2 separate regions of the Homo sapiens genome follow, and region 2 is linked to region 1. Evidence: chromatin loops called from intact Hi-C (ENCODE). Cell type or tissue: B cell. All regions are shown on one strand. Each heading gives the region's core, and the rest is flanking DNA. Links, peaks and the distances in the headings are about the cores only. Region 1 has its middle 17 kb from the start of MS4A12. Region 2 overlaps STX3 (syntaxin 3).

Region 1 (9,789 bases), core at 2,869-5,368:
CAATTAAAATTTGGCAAAGGATTTGCATATATATTTCTCCAAAGAAAATACACATATGGCCAATCAGTATGTGCATGACAGGCATCTGAAAAGATATTCAATATCATTAGACTCTAGCGAAATGCAGATCACCACAATGAGATACTGCTTCACATTCACAAAGACGGCTATCATCAAAAAGAAAGTAACAAGTGTTGGTGAGGATTTAGAGAATTACAGCCCTCATAATTTGCTGGTGGGGACGTAAAATGGTGTGGTTGCTTTGAAAAGTTGTTTTGCAATTCCTCAAAAAGCTAAATATAAAGTTACCATATGACCTAGCAAGTCGACTACTAGGTATATACCCAAGAGAACTGAAAATATATGCTCGCACAGAAACTTATATACAAATGTTCATAGCCATAATAACCAAACAGTGGGAACAACTCAAATGTCTATTAACTGATGAATGGATACAGAAAATGTGGTATATGCATACACTGAAACATTATTCATTCATCAGAAAGAATGAAGTACATGCCACGAAATGGATGAACCTTGAAAACATCATGTTAAGTGCAAAAATCCAGATAGAAAAGGCCATATATGTGCGTTACTCCATTCATATGAAATGTCCAGAATAGACAAATTCATAGAAATGGAAAGTAGATTAGTGGTTGCCAGAGACTGGGGGAAGGAGAAAACGGGGAGTGACTGCTAATGAGTCTAGGTTTCATTTAGGGGTGGTGAAAATATTCTAGAATTATATAGTGGTGATGGTTGTACAACTTCCTAATATATTTAAAAACAAAGGGGTAATTTTTCAAATTTTATGAATACCTAATAGTTGTACATGTTTATGGCATATATGTGATATTTTAGTACAAGCATACAATGTGTAATGATTAAATCTGGGTAATTAGGATATCCATCATCTTAAATATTTATAATTTCTTTATTTTGGGAATGTTCCAAATCTACTCTTCCAGCTATTTTGTAATATACAGTAAATTATTAGCTCTAGTCACCCTATTGAACACTAGCACTTATTTCTTCTATATAACTATATTTTTGTACCCACTGACCAGCTCCTCTTTATCCCTCCCTCCTCACTACCCTTCCCAGGCTCTGTTAACCACCATTCTATTCACTATCTCCATGAGATCATTTTTTTAGCACCCTCATATTGGTGAGAACATGTGACATTTGTCTTTCTATGTATGGCTTATTCCGTTTACCATAATGTCCTCCAGTTCCATCCATATTGTAGCAAATGGCATGATTTCATTAATTTTTATGGTGGAATAATATTCCTATATATATTATATATATCCCATTTTCTTTATCCATCCATCTGTTCATGGACACTTGAGTTGATACTATATCTTGGTTACTGTGAATAGTGCTGCAATAAACATGACAGTGCAGGTCTCTTTTCAATACTCTGATTTCCTTTCTTTTGGATATATACCTAGCAGTCAGATTGCTGGATTAAAGCTTTTGACAACAAAGAAAATAATCAATAAAATAAAATAAAATAAAGAGACCTACAGCATGGGAGAAAGTATTTGCAAACCATTCAACTGACAGAGGATTAATTAACAGAAATGTATACGGAACTCAAACAACTCAATACAAAAAAAATCTGATTTAAAATGGGCAAAATAGACATTTCTCAAAAGAAGGCATACAAATGGCAACAGGTATATGAAAAAATGTTCAACATCACTAGTCATGAGAGAAATGCAAATCAAAACTGCAATGAGATATCATCTCACCCCAGTTAAAATAGCTGTTATCAAAGAAAGAAACTAAATGCTGGAGGGGATGTGGAGAGCAGGAAACACTTGCTCACTGTTGGTGGGAATGTAAATGGGTACAGCCACCATGGAAAACAGTATGGGAGCTTCTTCAAAAACCTCCTTAAAAAATTAAAAGAGTAAATTTTATGGTGTGTGAAACAAATCTCAATACAAATAATTTTACAAGATAACCAGTGATATAAGTCAGCCCAGAAGAGCTAAATAATGGTATAATGTCCTGGTGCATAGGAGAAAATAATTGCTCAATAATATAGCACAGGTGGGAGCTCAATAAAATTGGAGTATTAGAAGAAAACCTCATGGAATAGGAAGGATTTGAGATGAATCTTAGAGAATAGGTAGAACTTAGTAAGAGAGAAAAAAGAGAAGACTATTCCACGTAGGGGAACAATATCTAAACAGGAGGAAAACAGAAACATTCTATTTGTGTTCAGGAGCAATAATTGAATAACCAGGCTGGACTGTGGCTAAATTAGGGTGTAATGAGAAGGCAGTAGAGAAAAGTTAAAACAATACTATGCAGGATCTTATATGTCCATGGCATCTGGACTTTAATTGGTAAGCACTGGAGAATCATTCAAGATGTCTAAGTAGGGATGTAACAATTCCAATTAATCGTTTATAAAATAAGTGAAACAGCAGGAGCAAATGAGAAACTAGGCCTAAAGTGAAGACTAGAAAGAAGAGGAGAGTTGGATTTTAGAGACATTTTAGAGTAGACAAAACTTAAAGTACATGAGGAACTTCATTAGATAAAAAGAGTGAAAAAGGAATAAATCAAATACATCTCTCAGCTGTGAGTGTGGATGATGGGGGAGGATGTGAAGGGAGAGAGACAGGAAGCTAAAAAGGAGGTGCATGGGAATTAGACCGCGGGCTCAGACTGGACCAGCTCTATAGTTTTACATTGCAGATAGGAGATCATTATGAAATAATTTGCAAATACCCGGACATGCAGGCTTGGAAATCAGATGAGTAAACAGGATTGAAAATGCAATTACATGAATTAGTTACCTAAAATTGATAGACTGAGTTATGGGAATGGATGAGAGTTTTTGGGGGAAGGTAACACTTTGTAAGGAATGTGCACATTTGGTTGTCAGAAAAAATGCAACTAGTGAAGATGAAATTGTGTATGTCTAAGAAAGTAGGAGAGAGAGTTAAGAGTGTCCCATCTTGGAAGCTAAGGAAGGGCATGTGTCTCAAAAGGCAAGGAAGCAAAAGGGCAGTGTTGTTAAATCTCACAGAATGAGAATTGAGTAGAATCCACTGGATTCAACAATTAAGAAGTCATTGGCAGCATTTGGGGAAACAATTCTAGAAAAGTATTAGAGAGAATAGACAGACTGTAATTCACTGAAAAATGAACGCGATATGAAAACATTCAAACCTGAAAGCAGACTCTGCTTTTGAGTTGTTTGGTTGTGAAGGACAGGAGAGAGAGAATTCAATGGTTTGCACGAGCATCTAGGCAAGCAATTACCTCAGAATGGTGGAAGGTCTAGAGCCTACAGACACAGCTAGATAAAAGGGCTACATTCAGTCAGCAAATTCAACAAATTCAGCTTTCCATGTGCTTGGTACTAAGTGCTGTGTATATAGGAGTAAACAACATAGACAAGAATTCCTGCCTTTGTGAAGTGTAGAGAATTTAGATGAATTAGTCTCCATCTCACTAGTGAGTAGTCAAGAGGATGGTGCAGGTGTAATTTAGACACTTCTATTCACTTAGAGCTAAAGTTCAGTCATATCACTTATAATAACTCATTGACAATTGGGTGTTGTAAAATTTTCTTCAAAGCAATTCTTGCTCATCTTTGATGGAAACAACCACAACAGCCAATACAGTAGCAACAAATCTCTGAGGTGCAGCATCAATGACAAGAACGATACTGCTCCATGAACCAGGTGAGATCAAGGAAACGAGAAGTCCCCAGCCCTAAAGCATCAGAAAGCTCTCATTGCGTAAATAGCTCTGGCACCATTTTTCATCAGCTTCTGCAGTAACAGATTTGCCCAGAGATGTATCCACAACTTTCTGTACTTTTATCTTTATAGGAAATGAAACTTGTTGAAGTTACGCTTTTGCGTTTTGCAGGAAACAGCTGCAGTAAATCAGAATTGATGACAGGAACAATGCATCACGAGATGACAGAAAACTTTATTAAGACATTGAATGCAACACACAATTTTTCTTCTTTTAAATTTGAATTAGGTGCTTGTCAAAAAAAAAAAAAAAAAGCTAAGATCCATCTAGGATATACTATTTTGCAGGCCTTTTGTTTGCCAGTGTGGAACTGCAAGAGATTCTCTTAAAGACTTTTTCTTTCCTGAGTTCTCTTGAAAATGTTTAATTAGCAAAGCTCTGAGAAAGACAAATTCAAAAAAAGGCTCTCATTGAACAGGACAAAATGGAGTAGAGTTCAGCAGAATTGAGTTTTCCGCAGGCGTTTAGCATTCTAACCTAGGATGCATGCTATTTTTAAAATCACTAGTTTTCACGGCAGCTGTACTGATAAAAGAAAAACTTCAGCCAAATTAAATTTAAAGGCGTTTAATTGAGCAATGAATGATGCGCGAATCGGGCAGCCCCTCCTCTAGCCAGAGGCTCAGAGACTCCAGCACAGTCACGTGGTGGAAGAAGATTTATGAACAGAAAAGGAAAAGTGATGTACAGAAAAGGAAATAAGGTAGAGAAACAGTTGGATTGGTTACAGGTTGACATTACCTTATTTGATCACGGTTTGAACAGTTGACTACATTTGATTGATCAAAACTTAGTGACTGGCACAAGGGTAGGCTACTGTCTGTTTACACCTCCACTTGTTATAGTTCACGATGTAAAGAAAAACTTTTAGGCCAACCTTAAAATACGTAGGGAGGCGGGCAGGGCACAGTGGCTCACGCCTGTAATTCCAGCACTTTGAGAGGCGAGGCGGGCAGATCACGAGGTCAGGAGATCGAGACCATCCTGGCTATACTAAAAATACAAAAAATTACCCGGGCGTGGTGGTGGGCGCCTGTAGTCCCAGCTACTCGGGAGGCTGAGGCAGGAGAATGGCGTGAACCCAGGAGATGGAGCTTGCAGTGAGCCGAGAACGTGCCACTGCACTCCAGCCTGGGTGACAGAGCGAGATTCCGTCTCAAAAAAAAAAAAAAAAAAAAAAAAAAAAAAAAAAAAAATGTAAGGAGGCAGCTTTAGGCTAGACTTGATTTAATTGGAATTATCTGGGGACCTTTTAAAAATCCCAATGCCTAATGCTAGCCCAGAGATTCTTTTTCTTTATAGTTTATTTTATTTTATTATTATTATACTTTAAATTTTAGGGTACATGTGCACAATGTGCAGGTTAGTTACATACGCATACATGTGCCATGCTGGTGTGCTGCACCCATTAACTCGTCATTTAGCATTAGGTATATCTCCTAATGCTATCCCTCTGCCCTCCCCCCACCCCACAACAGTCCCCAGAGTGTGTTGTTCCCCTTCCTGTGTCCATATGTTCTCATTGTTCAATTCCCACCTATGAGTGAGAACATGCAGTGTTTGGTTTTTTGTCCTTGCGATAGTTTCCTGAGAATGATGATTTCCAGTTTCATCCATGTCCCTACAAAGGACATGAACTCATCATTTTTTATGGCTGCATAGAATTCCATGGTGTATATGTGCCACATTTTCTTAATCCAGTCTATCATTGTTGGACATTTGGCTTGGTTCCAAGTCTTTGCTATTGTGAATAGTGCCGCAATAAACATATGTATGCATGTGTCTTTATAGCAGCATGATTTATAATCCTCTGGGTATATACCCAGTAATGGGATGGCTGGGTCAAATGGTATTTCCAGTTCTAGATCCCTGAGGAATCGCCACACTGACTTCCACAATGGTTGAACTAGTTTACAGTCCCACCAACAGTGTAAAAGTGTTCCTATTTCTCCACATCCTCTCCAGCACCTGTTGTTTCCTGACTTTTTAATGATCGCCATTCTAACTGGTGTGAGATGGTATCTCATTGTGGTTTTGATTTGCATTTCTCTGATGGCCAGTGATGGTGAGCATTTTTTCATGTGTCTGTTGGCTGCATAAATGTCTTCTTTTGAGAAGTGTCTGTTCATGTCCTTCGCCCACTTTTTGATGGGGTTGTTTGTTTTTTTCTTGCAAATTTGTTTGAGTTCATTGTAGATTCTGGATATTAGCCCTTTGTCAGATGAGTAGGTTGCAAAAATTTTCTCCCATTTTGTAGCTTGCCTGTTCACTCTGATGGTGATTTCTTTTGCTGTGCAGAAGCTCTTTAGTTTAATTAGATCCCATTTGTCAATTTTGTCTTTTGTTGCCATTGCTTTTGGTGTTTTAGACATGAAGTCCTTGCCCATGCCTATGCCCTGAATGGTAATGCCTAGGTTTTCTTCTAGGGTTTTTATGGTTTTAGGTCTAACGTTTAAGTCTTTAATCCATCTTGAATTAATTTTTGTGTAACATGTAAGGAAGGGATCCAGTTTCAGCTTTCTACATATGGCTAGCCAGTTTTCCCAGCACCATTTATTGAATAGGGAATGCTTTCCCCATTGCTTGTTTTTCTCAGGTTTGTCAAAGATCAGATAGTTGTAGATATGCGGCGTTATTTCCAAGGGCTCTGTTCTGTTCCATTGATCTATATCTCTGTTTTGGTACCAGTACCATGCTGTTTTGGTGACTGTAGCCTTGTAGTATAGTTTGAAGTCAGGTAGCCTGATGCCTCCAGCTTTGTTCTTTTGGCTTCGGATTGACTTGGCGATGCGGGCTCTCTTTTGGTTCCATATGAACTTTAAAGTAGTTTTTTCCAATTCTGTGAAGAAAGTCATTGGTAGCTTGATGGGGATGGCATTGAATCTATAAATTACCTTGGGCAGTATGGCCATTTTCATGATATTGATTCTTCCTACCCATGAGCATGGAATGTTCTTCCATTTGTTTGTATCCTCTTTTATTTCCTTGAGCAGTGGTTTGTAGTTCTCCTTGAAGAGGTCCTTCACATCCCTTGTAAGTTGGATTCCTAGGTATTCTATTCTCTTTGAAGCAATTGTGAATGGGAGTTCACTCATGATTTGGCTCTCTGTTTGTCTGTTGTTGGTGTATAAGAATGCTTGTGATTTTTGTACATTGATTTTGTATCCTGAGACTTTGCTGAAGTTGCTGATCAGCTTAAGGAGATTTTGGGCTGAGACAATGGGGTTTTCTAGATATACAATCATGTCATCTGCAAACAGGGACAATTTGACTTCCTCTTTTCCTAATTGAATACCCTTTATGTCCTTCTCCTGCCTAATTGCCCTGGCCAGAACTTCCAACACTATGTTGAATAGGAGTGGTGAGAGAGGGCATCCCTGTCTTGTGCCAGTTTTCAAAGGGAATGCTTCCAGTTTTTGCCCATTCAGTATGATATTGGCTGTGGGTTTGTCATAGATAGCTCTTATTATTTTGAGATACGTCCCATCAGTACCTAATTTATTGAGAGCTTTTAGCATGAAGGGTTGTTGAATTTTGTCAAAGGCCTTTTCTGCATCTATTGAGATAATCATGTGGTTTTTGTCTTTGGTTCGGTTTATATGCTGGATTACATTTATTGATTTGCATACATTGAACCAGCCTTGCATCCCAGGGATGAAGCCCACTTGATCATGGTGGATAAGCTTTTTGATGTGCTGCTGGATGCGGTTTGCCAGTATTTAATTGAGGATTTTTGCATCAATGTTCATCAAGGATATTGGTCTAAAATTCTCTTTTTTGGTTGTGTCTCTGCCAGGCTTTGGTATCAGGATGATGCTGGCCTCATAAAATGAGTTAGGGAGGATTCCCTCTTTTTCTATTGATTGGAATAGTTTCAGAAGGAATGGTACCAGTTCCTCCTTGTACCTCTGGTAGAATTCGGCTGTGAATCCATCTGGTCCTGGACTCTTTTTGGTTGGTAAGCTATTGGTTATTGCCACAATTTCAGATCCTGTTGTTGGTCTATTCAGAGATTCAACTTCTTCCTTGTTTAGTCTTGGGACAGTGTATGTGTCGAGGAATTTATCCATTTCTTCTAGATTTTCTAGTTTATTTGTGTAGAGATGTTTGTAGTATTCTCTGATGGTAGTTTATATTTCTGTGGGATCGGTGGTGATATCCCCTTTATCATTTTTTATTGCGTCTATTTGATTCTTCTCTCTTTTTTTCTTTATTAGTCTTGCTAGCGGTCTATCAATTCTGTTGATCCTTTCAAAAAACCAGCTCCTGGATTCATTAATTTTTTGAAGGGTTTTTTTTGTCTCTATTTCCTTCAGTTCTGCTCTGATTTTAGTTATTTCTTGCCTTCTGCTAGCTTTTGAATGTGTTTGCTCTTGCTTTTCTAGTTCTTTTAATTGTGATGTTAGTGTGTCAATTTTAGATCTTTCCTGTTTCTCTTGTGGACCTTTAGTGCTATAAATTTCCCTCTACACAGCTTTGAATGTGTCCCAGAGATTCTGGTATGTTGTGTCTTTGTTCTCTTTGGTTTCAAAGAACATCTTTATTTCTGCCTTCATTTCGTTATGTACCCAGTAGTCATTCAGGAGCAAGTTGTTCAGTTTCCATGTAGTTGAGCGGTTTTGAGTGAGCTTCTTAATCCTGAGTTCTAGTTTGATTGCACTGTGGTCTGAGAGAGTTTGTTATAATTTCTGTTCTTTTACATTTGCTGAGGAGAGCTTTACTTCCAAGTATGTGGTCAATTTTGGAATAGGTGTGGTGTGGTGCTGAAAGAAATATATATTCTGTTGATTTGGGGTGGCTTTAACACCCCACTGTCAACATTAGACAGATCAGTGAGTCAGAAAGTTAACAAGGATACCCAGGAATTGAACTCAGCTCTGCACCAAGCAGACCTAATAGACATCTGCTAGCCCAGAGATTCTAATGATTATATCTGGGCTCAGCTTAGGCAGTAGGGCTTTGGAAAACTCTCACTTCATGCTAATGTGCATCCATTTGGTAACTCCTATTCTAAATTCCTTCTTGGGAGTCTAAAGTATACCAAAACTCAAAACCCAAACAGTATGGAGTAAAGTTGTGTCCTTCTTTATTTCCTTTACTTCCTTTCTTTTTTTCTCTTTCTCTTCCTTCCTATTTTCCTTCTTTGTTTCTTTTGTTTGTTTGTTTAAGAACAAAGTTATCTATTTTTTCTTTGGTTGCTTGTGCCTCTGGTGTCATATTGAAGAACTCATTGCCTTTCCAAGGTAACAAAATGTATACCTATGTTTTCTCCTAAGAGGTTTTATAATTTTAGCTCCTACATTTAGGCCTCCATTTTTATTTTTGTGTATGGCGTGAGGTAGGTATCCAATTTTATTCTTTTGTATATGGCTATCCAGTTGTCCCACCACAGTTTGTTGAAAAGATTGTTATTTTCACATTGAGTTTTCTTGGACCTTTATTGGTTATCTTTTAATACATATGCTTATATCATTCTCAATTAGGCAGTAAGATTTTTGAGATCAGGGAGCTTCTCCTATCTTTATCTGTACCCCACCATACTTAACAAAATGCTTTACCCATAACAGGTACCTGATGAACTAATTTCTCTTTCTCCAGCCAGGTAGTAAGTTCTAAGGGTAGACAACTTATTTATTCTTTCTCAGCATTTTGCACTGCTGAGTAGGCTGGGGTCAATAGAGGATAATTGTAACTTTGCTTTGATTTTGCCACCACATGATTCTATCATATTCATTTATGACTTGGTACTTTTTAGCTCAGAACACACAACCAAGTTTTCCATAAAAGGAAGCTCACTAAAGGATTGAAGACTTAACCTAGGAAAATTTCAGATTTGAACCCCTCCATCAGTGTTTTATGTTATACACCAAGAATTTAAAACAAATCAGATTTCTTAAATGAACTCAAGCTAAATGAATCTGAAGTAACTATTTCTGTGTATTGGATCTTTGACTATTCTCTTGTTGATGTGAAATTAAAGGTAAATTTTCTGGGTTTTAA
Region 2 (9,789 bases), core at 4,287-6,786, 670 kb after region 1:
TAAAAATACTACCTGCCTAATATCCTGTTTGTTGATCTGGGTAATAGTGGTGTGTGTTCATGTGTTCACTTTCTGGTAATTCACTGAGCTGTATATTTTTAATTTGGCCCTTTGATATAGCTGTGTTAAACTTTGACAAGTTTAAAATTTTTAAAAAGAGAGCCCTGAAAGAATACCAAGGCTATAAAGTTATTTTAAAGATTAAGTGAACTAGTGGTTTCCAAACAATCCCTGTTACAGTGTTAAGCACAGAGTTGGTGATTAATAAGTGCATTTGGATTCAGAGGATAAAACTTTGCTATCTTTAAAGTTTTAGAAACATTTGCATTAGCCACTGTCACAGCCAGAAGATTCCAGTGTCACTAAAAGCATCTGCAAAAATGTAATATACCTTTACAGTTACTGTTCAGTGGTAACTTTAAGACTTTCAGGCTGGATATGGTGGCTCGCACTTGTAATCCCAACACTTTGGGAGGTAAAGGCAGGAAAATCACTTGAGGCCAGGAGTTTGAAACCAACCTGGGCAACATAGTGAGACCCTGTCTCTACCAAAAAATGAAGAAGAAAGAAATTAAGACTTTCACCTGTTATAAATCTTTCTAGGAAAATAGATCTTTTGAGATGTATAGTTTTACTTTATCCTGGTTGTCTGTGCTTCTTTTAGATGTTTCCATTCCTGAAAAACCCAAGCTTAGATTTATTGAAAGGGCACCACTTGTGCCAAAAGTAAGAAGAGAACCTAAAAATTTAAGTGACATACGGGGACCTTCCACTGAAGCTACGGAGTTTACAGAAGGCAATTTTGCAATCTTGGTGAGTGAATTCAGCATCGAGCAGCAATGGGATGGAAGCTAGGGAATAACAAAATCTCATACTCCTTGAGATAATTTAGTCTCTTCCTCCACAGTTTTTATTAGAACTGCCACCAGTTGCTCTTTAAACTGGTATGTACAGAGGCTACTGGGTACCCAGTAAACATTTGGGTTATATATCTTTTTTTTTTTTAATGTAGAGTGAAAATAACGTAAAAGCAGAAGGAAGGGGCTAGCTAATGTGCCCCATAATCAGATCATGAGATCTTTTCAAGCCCTGGTAAAAATAAAACCATCCACAATATAGGATGTGGAAGACAGCTGTTTCCTTACTTGTTGAGTAGCTTCCATGAAGACTTGATGTCAGCAGCCACACAAATGGGTGTGCACTAGGATTTGTTTTCCACCAGGCAGCCAGAGTGATATTCCAAAGTCCTCTTCCTGCAGCCTACATAATCACCCCCACTGACCTCTCAGAACCTCCTGCCCACTCTCCCCATTCCTCACCCTACTCCAGCCACATTGGCTTCTGTTCAACTTGCCAAGCCCTCTGCTGTGCCAGGGCCTCCACATAAGCCTTTCTTATGCCTGGCACACTCCTCTCTTTTCCCTTGGCTAGTTCTTTTTATTCTGGTCTTAGCTTTAGATGTCACCTCTTCAAAGAAGCCTTCCTGGCTCTCCACTGAAATGGGTCCCCCTTCACTCTATTACTGTGTACCCTAGGCTTTTCCTCCATGGGACTTATTAGAACTTAGATTTTTATTTTCAATTGTATCATTGAAGCCACAGTTACTAGAAGAGACAAAATAATGAGCCCATAGATGATGTCGAAGTCCGCATGTGTTTCTAATTCTCCCATTCACTTTTAGGCATTGGGTGGTGGCTACCTGCATTGGGGCCACTTTGAAATGATGCGCCTGACAATCAACCGCTCTATGGACCCCAAGAACATGTTTGCCATATGGCGAGTACCAGCCCCTTTCAAGCCCATCACTCGCAAAAGTGTTGGGCATCGCATGGGGGGAGGCAAAGGTGCTATTGACCACTACGTGACACCTGTGAAGGCTGGCCGCCTTGTTGTAGAGATGGGTGGGCGTTGTGAATTTGAAGAAGTGCAAGGTTTCCTTGACCAGGTTGCCCACAAGTTGCCCTTCGCAGCAAAGGCTGTGAGCCGCGGGACTCTAGAGAAGATGCGAAAAGATCAAGAGGAAAGAGAACGTAACAACCAGAACCCCTGGACATTTGAGCGAATAGCCACTGCCAACATGCTGGGCATACGGAAAGTACTGAGCCCATATGACTTGACCCACAAGGGGAAATACTGGGGCAAGTTCTACATGCCCAAACGTGTGTAGTGAGTGTAGGAGATAACTGTATATAGGCTACTGAAAGAAGGATTCTGCATTTCTATTCCCCTCAGCCTACCCACTGAAGTCTTTGGGTAGCTCTTAAGCCATAACTAAGGAGCAGCATTTGAGTAGATTTCTGAAAAACAATGTTATTTGTTGATTTAAAAAGAAAACTGTATTTTTATTAAATAAAATTTAAACATCACTTCAGGATATAACTTCTCATTGGTCATTCTTAATCCCTTAAAAGATTAAGAAATAGGCCTCAATGACTAAAGAGTTCTTGGTCCTCCTGGGGTGTAAGATGAACATGAAGGCTGAAACAAATGTTTGCATTCCCCCATCTATGATGCGAGTCTCACTTAAATGTTTATACTGCCTTTTATACGTACACACTTCAGGAGCCAGTTTCTGTGATATTTTACTAGGTTAAAAACACATTTTTAGAGTAAGAAAAAAACAACAGTACATAGGTCAATTGATTCAATATTTATTGATGCCCAGCTACCCATCTTCTCACAATCTTGGAAGGGGTATGTTGGACAATAGGCAAGGAACATACCCTTTGCCTTTTAGCAAAAGGAACCGATGACAAAAGTTAGAACTGCGTGGCCTTTTCTGGGTCTGAAATTCTCCAAGAGGGAGAGTGTTTGGCTCTATGTTTGTGCCCCTGCAGAATCTAGTACAGTGCTATGTGCCATGCACCACTTAAATTCTTACTGCTAGTGAATGAGGGCCCCCTAGGACTCAGATCCTCATAGCTCCAGCTCCGTTTGCCCAGATTAATGTTTTCCAGACCCAACCAGCTGCAGTCTTCTATCCCCTATTAAAACTAAAGGAAGCACAAATTAATAGAAATATCAAACCATTGGCTTTTGAAGGTGGGTAGAAAACAGCACTGACCAAAATATTTTTAATCCCACTTTCTTAAAAAATAAGGTATCAAACAAAGAATAATTTACTTTCAAAAGTACAAACTTAGCAGTTGTGTGCTCCTCACAGTTGTATAGTGTGATTTTTTCATCAATTTTAGTTACATAATCACTAAATAATCTGCACTAGAACTCACATTCACATAGCTGGTTTTAAAGCTGAACACAACTGAACCTTGAATGGAATTGGGGACAGTATTAAGTATTAAGAACAGTTTTTTTTTTTTGTTTTTTTTTTTTTTTTAGATGGAATTTAGCTCTTGTTGCCCAGGCTGGAGTGCAGTGGCGCGATCTCGGCTCACTGCAACTTCCGCCTCTTGCATTCAAGCAATTCTCCTGCCTCAGCCTCCCAAGTAGCTGGGAATACAGGTGCAAGCCACCATGCCTGGCTAATTTTTGTATTTTTTGTAGAGAGGGGGTTTCACTATGTTGGTCAGTCTGGTGATCCACCTGCCTTGGCCTCCCAAAGTGCTGTGATTACAGGCATGAGCCACCGTGCCCGGCCTATAACAGTTTCTTATACATACGTTACTGGCCAGCAGTTTCAGCTAGCAACACAAATCAGGTGAGAGGTGAAGTGAGTGATAACCTCATTTCACCTTTCTCACTTGACACCTTTATCTGTTCTTTGTTATGGTTCACAGAGTGTTCTACTGATGTGTGAGTTCAGTCATGCTATAAACCTATTTTATTTTGTGGGCCTGTATTTCGTTATTGAACCACAGTCCTGGAGCCAGCCATCTTCTCCACAGATTAAGAGGCTGTTGCTAGAACTCCACCATCACCACCCATAGAAAAAGCACTTTAAATTTTCATGTTGTGGTAATGGGGTTTGAAAGGTTGGTAGCATTTTTGCATAAGCAGATCAGCCCATTCCCAAGCGGCTTTACACAGCCTCTGACAGTAACAAACCACGTTCTCATTGGTACCTTAAAGAGTTTAGGAGTCAAACCCAAGGATTTGTCCATGACTGAAATAAGAGCTTAATTATAAGTAATTAAGTCAGCAGATATTTGAGTACCTGTAAGCAGCAGGCGCTGTGCTAAAAAGTGGGGACACAGCAGTGAGCAAGATAGGCATGTGCTTATCCTTAGATAAACTTCACTTTTAAGACTACTACTGGAGCCTGAAAGAGGAAACAGATGTAGGGTGGTCAAAGGTGTGACCTAGAGGAGCCTGAAGAGCAGAAGTGCCCTGACTTGACCAACTCACAGCAGTTCAAGTAAGATCCTGTTGAGTTAGGTGTGCTATGATATCTGCCCCTTCACAGCCATACTGCACATGCAGGCTGTGTCACTTCCTAAAGAGGCGCCCACTCTGCTTGCTTCTCTACCCTGCAGTCCTCCTTTAAACCATCTGCCTAATCAGCTATGTATCTGTACTCCCTGTCCCTGTCCTCCGCCCAATTCTGTATACGTTTATTCTTTGCATAATTCTTAATAAGTAGTTGATTGGTGCCCTGTTTCTTAAGAAGTTTCATAATGGAAAGAGGAGAAGCTGATGAGGAGTCTGCGTGGAGAAGTGATGGTACCACAGAAGTGGAAGGAGGATTAGAAATGCCAGTCGATCAATCTGTGAGGGCTGTGGGAGATAACAGAAAAATGGAGGAAAAAAATCATAGATTATATAGCATGGTGTTCGTGGCTGGGATCACCAAATCCCTCTTACCCGGGGTAAAGGACTACATACAAGGCTGTGTTAACTTTCATTAACCTTGAAAGGGAAGAAATTTAATTTGAATTTACTGTGTGGCCGGCCCTCTTCCAAAAAGTTCAAGATGCACCTAATGCAAGAACTAATTCTTGTTCTTTTTGTCACTTCCAGATACCAAGGCTCAAACTGTTTAGCAGGAATCACTATCCTTCACCTGTACAAAGCATTCTGCCACACCAGGTTATAGGACAGATTGCCACCTTCTGTCTCCCCCCTCCTCCCACAGACTACCTACTAACAGTTCATTCTTCACTCACTTTTCTGTCTCTGAAACATCCCTTTCTTTAGTTTTCTCTAACCATTATTAGCACCTAATCCCACCCAGATTAAGGCACCTAGAGTGCCCCCAAGACACAAAGGTTTCAAGTCAGTGAAAGAAGGTCTGACCCTCCCCACAGATGGCTCACCTTTTTCAGGCAAATATGCTCCCAATGGTGGAAGCTAAGATGATCGCAAGGATAATACAGCAGATCATGATCATGATCTTCTTCTGCTCATCCAGACAAGGAAAGAAAGAATACATGAGAAACATCATCGCAAAAAGTATTCTGCAGGGAGATAAGTGCATGTGGACATGGAAGAGGGTGTGAAGGAAGAGAGCAACAGAAGGAAAAAGGAGATGGATCTGGCTTCTAGGACCCAGAATGCCAACAGAAATGTTATTTTTGGTGAGACATTCAAGTTAGATTAAAAGGATGTTTGGTATGGTCATTCCACCTTCTAGATAACATCGTGACAGATCTCCCCCATTTCCTCCTAAAGCCAGATACTCCCAAGGACTGAACCAAATTCTTTTGGGGGGAACACCTCAAATCTGAAACACAAACATAGTTACACTGCATTCTGTGGGAGTTAAACCATGTTCAAAAATTGCACTTTTGAACCATCTGATCCAGCACATGGCTTAAAAAGGTGTGAACTGCATTCTAAAACCTGAATAAAAATCACCACATGGTGGCACCAGATCATTGTGTTTCTGCATCGAGACAGAGCCAGAACCGTTTCACAATCAATACAAAGTCATTTTTATTTTTAAATTAGCAATAAAATAATCAAGTTTACATCTAAAAAATACAAACAACAACAAAAACCTTCACATGTTGTATTCCAAACTGTAAGCCCCAGGCCTCAATGTCAGAGGAGAGCAAAGGCCTTTAGTTATTTTGTCTCTTGTTGCTGGAGCCCATCCACTGTCTGACATCATAGCCATGGGCAAGAGGATATTGCCTTGGCTCTGTCTGAGTGCTGGATTGTGACCGGCCATAAGTAGCCTTTGCAAAGGAAGCTAATGGACAGTGCCTGAATTAAGGGTGCTTACCCTATCCTAGAAAGCGTTAAAGTCAAAGCGGAAAATATACATGGTACCCAAAATCAAGGAGACTGCCAGAGACCAGCAGGGGATCTAAGGGATTTACCACTGGGTTAGCACAGACACTACACTTGAAGATTTCCTAGCGGCTGCTGCTGCTGTTTCCATGATAAGAATTCAGTGAGACAAAGAACCTGCCAAGCTCATTAACCGAGTAGCAGGAAGAGCTACTGTGTAGCCTCTGGTGTTCCCCAACTGACTCAGCCCTGCAGATGGGACATCCTGTAGGTCATGTGAATATCAAGTTACTGAGGGATGTTCTCAGGACAAGCCTAGCATAGGCACCAGGTGGGAAAGGGTGTCAAAAAATTATACCTTCTGTCTGCTAAGCAGAAAAACTTAATTGGGATCAATTTAGCTCACTCCAGAGTTCTCATTTTATTCTCCCAGTATTCATCCAGAAAACAAGTTTCTTGATGATATGGGAAGATCACATTTCCACAGTGATTCATTTGCAGGTAAGCAAATGTCCTTTACCCAATTTTTATCCTAGCTCAAAGTTGGCTTTTTTTTTTTGAGGTCATAATAGCTTCCATTTTTATTTCCTACTTCCTGAGACACACACACTTATGTGTACATACATTTCATACACAATTAGAATACATCTGGAACACATGAGTGAATACACCAGTGTCATGAAATATTTCCAGAGCTTAGGATTCTAGCACCTTGTCCCTTGCCCAATTTAAAATCCCTGATTATTTTTGGCCCCAAGACAATAGTCTCACAAAGCATCACTTTCTAACAATGAGCAGCCAGTTTCTAAGACTCAGACATGGAAACATATTCCATACCGTCAGCCTTTTGCAAAGCATAACCTCAGATGACTGTATCATCCTGGTCCCTCCTTGAGTAAATATGAGAGACTACAACACAGAGAAAAATCAAAGTTGCCCCCCAAGCTGAACAACTAAGAGCTTAATTTAAGGCTGAATTTCAAACAAGTCAGCTCTTTAGACCAAAATGACATCTGCCAGTCCCTCATGTTTTCAGGACATACGGACAACAAACAGGATTGGCATCCTGCCAGGTAGAAGACTCAGATCCAAGCCTTCTTGTTGCCAAACTTAGAAGAATCATTCTGCTTTGTTAAAGATACTCCCCTAAAAAAATACATTGCAGTTTCTGGGAGAATACTCCATGAGGTAGAAAAATACAGCACCTTGGGAGAGTCTCACAAGAGCTTTCCCAAGTGCAAGGCATAATCTGACACACAACAGGGAGGAAGAAAGCTGGGTGGGTCCACACAGTCCAGGAGAAAAGGTACTTGAGAGCTGGTGGGGCAGGAGGAGGCTCTGGGGAGAACTCAGGGTCGCATCAGGTAGATCACATTCCCCCAGGGCTAGATTGTTAGCTGAGTCAGGTCCAAGGGTGGTTGCAAGGAAACAAAGGAACGGGTCGCACTCGCTCTCAGGAAGGCCATTCAGACTCCATTCTCATCTGAAGACAAGGGTGGCCACACCAGTCTGGAGTGAAATCAGTTTCTAGGAGGCAGGGAAAGGAGGAGCTGATCAGTACACAGGAAGAAGGCAAAGGGCAACAGAAGGAGTCAGCCACAAACCTGGAAGGTGGGGAGGAAAGACCAGAAATCACTATGAAATAGACAAACCCAGGACAGAACTTGGAGTTAAATATCCCACTGTACAAAGAACAAAAAGCCCTACTGTGAGAGGGGAAAAAAATAGAAAAGCCTCTAGGCCTTTTATAAGCCTTCTCACAGGCTGTCCACACCCATGGAAGGACGTGGTGGGAAGGGACAATCCCTAGTGAAAACACCTGCTCTGCAGGTCCCACAGCAACACCGCTCCTGAAGACAGGCTGCAGGAGCTGCTTTCTGGTTCTCGATCTTCATGAACTCCCTGCTGCCTTTCTTTTAGAAAACAGAAGGACACAATGAAAAGCCTATGGAAAAAGTTCAGGGGTCATATTATGGCTGCTCCACCTTATGAGCTATGTAGTCTTGGGCAAGTTCCTTAACTTCATTGCTCTTTCCCCGTCTGTAAAATGAGGATACTATGATCTTAGAGCAAGCAGCTGGCACATTACTAGGAAATATAAACACACTGTCTACCCTCCTGTTCAGAGACCTCTCTCCCTTGGGTGACATGGAGGAAGAGGAGAGTCCAGACCTAGGCAACAATCAGTCTTGACTTTGTTAGGGAACATGGAATACACTACAAAAAAAGCAGCTTAACAACTGCTCAGCAATTTAGCAGGTTAAAGATAGGGTTAGTCAACCAAAAACAACATATTAATTAGTCTGCTCCTCTTTGAGGAGTTACGTCCTGAAAAATGATTCATATACCTTCTGAAGTCCTGGAATTAGGAATAGAAAGGGGCACCACAAATTTGCATATCATCTTTCATCCAAGGATATGGAAAAATAACAACTCTTATATCTTTTTAAAATTTCAACATCTATTTCAATCAGATTGTTCAGAGCCAAACCAAAATTTAAAGTTCACATACAAAAAAGTCAAGGGCTAGACTCCAAGTGCCAGAAAAAAGAGGGGAAAAAAAAAATCAACCAACCACCTGTCTATGAGAGGTTGTTCATCTCACTGTTGCTTATCTTTCAAGATGAAGTTGAATGCTCAATGCTGTAATAAGCTGACTTTTAGATCCCCTGGTCACATGGAAGGAGGAGGAATAAGAAGAGACACACTGAAACAAATATAAAAGGAAGGCACAGCTCTGGGTACTGGCATGGTATTATGTGCCAAGTCTTAAAAATGTTTATACCTGTTATTTCAGTACTCCAACTTATATGAGTTGGTAATAAAGAGAAAATTTAAATGAGAAAAATATTAAATAAGGTTAGTCACACTGTTAGCTACAGCAAAATAACATAAACCTCCAACATTGTGAAAATGTTAAATATTTGAGAGTATGGCCACAATCTCATATTGAAAATTAGATTTACAAAGAGATTTTAATGCTGTGGAATGATGCTTATAATTTTCTAACTGGGTACAAAACTGGATAATATAGTCTGAACTATGTAAAACTATGTCTGAGTATGTGAACGTGCCACAAGGTTATCAGCAATAATATTAAAAGTTCATTAGTTTTATGTTTTCTGTATTTTATAGGTTTTTTTTTAACAATGCATGCTATATTTTATTCAGAAAAATATTTTAAAAGTCACTGGCTGGGCGCAGTGGCTCATGCCTGTAATCCCAGCACTTTGGGAGGCCAAGGCAAGTGGATCGCTTGAGTCCAGGAGTTCAAGACCAGCCTGGGTGACATGGCAAAACTCCATCTCTACAAAAAATATAAAAGTTATCTTGGCGTGTTGGTGTACACCTATAGTCCCAGCTACTCAGAAGGCTGAGGCGGAAGGATCACTTGAGCCTGGGAGGCAGAGGTTGCAGTGAGCTAAGATCGCACCACTGCGCTCCAGCCTGGGCGACAGAGCAACACACAATCTCAACAACAAAAAAAAATTGTTTGTTTTAAAGTCACAAAAGTCTTAATAGTCCCAATAACCAGATTGATATGCTCACTACTATTAAACGTGATTCAGGCCGGGTGCAGTGGCTCACGCCTGTAATCCTAGCACTTTGGGAGGCCGAGGCGGGTGGATCACCTGAGGTCAGGAGACCAGCATGGCC

The links. Hi-C counts contacts between places; a loop is a spot of excess contacts. Peaks named below come from ENCODE experiments on the same cell type or tissue, not always from the same donor. Only the 100,000 strongest peaks of a DNase experiment are listed, where the experiment ranks them.
Region 2: it touches region 1 in a loop (6-fold over the local background); 1 of 110 quality-filtered maps calls a loop at or near these places.

The regions. Positions count from the first base shown.
Region 1 is chr11:60,471,254-60,481,042 of GRCh38, reverse strand. No RefSeq gene overlaps it. Among named protein-coding and RNA genes, the nearest start is that of MS4A12, 17 kb to the left of the region's middle. In B cell, for the core only: no CTCF peak of the experiment used is centred there; a DNase peak (open chromatin) is centred at 3,812; H3K4me3 peaks cover 1,342 bases; H3K27ac peaks cover 1,477 bases.
Region 2 is chr11:59,798,725-59,808,513 of GRCh38, reverse strand. It overlaps STX3 (syntaxin 3), which reads right to left. Exons shown (of 11, transcript NM_004177.5): 11 at 2,636-7,659. MRPL16 (mitochondrial ribosomal protein L16) reads left to right here. Exons shown (of 4, transcript NM_017840.4): 3 at 665-813; 4 at 1,682-2,374. The coding sequence ends at 2,167. Among named protein-coding and RNA genes, the nearest start is that of MRPL16, 7.2 kb to the left of the region's middle. RefSeq lists an enhancer at 5,656-5,705. In B cell, for the core only: CTCF peaks have their summits at 5,556 and 5,757 (motif pointing right); a DNase peak (open chromatin) is centred at 5,743.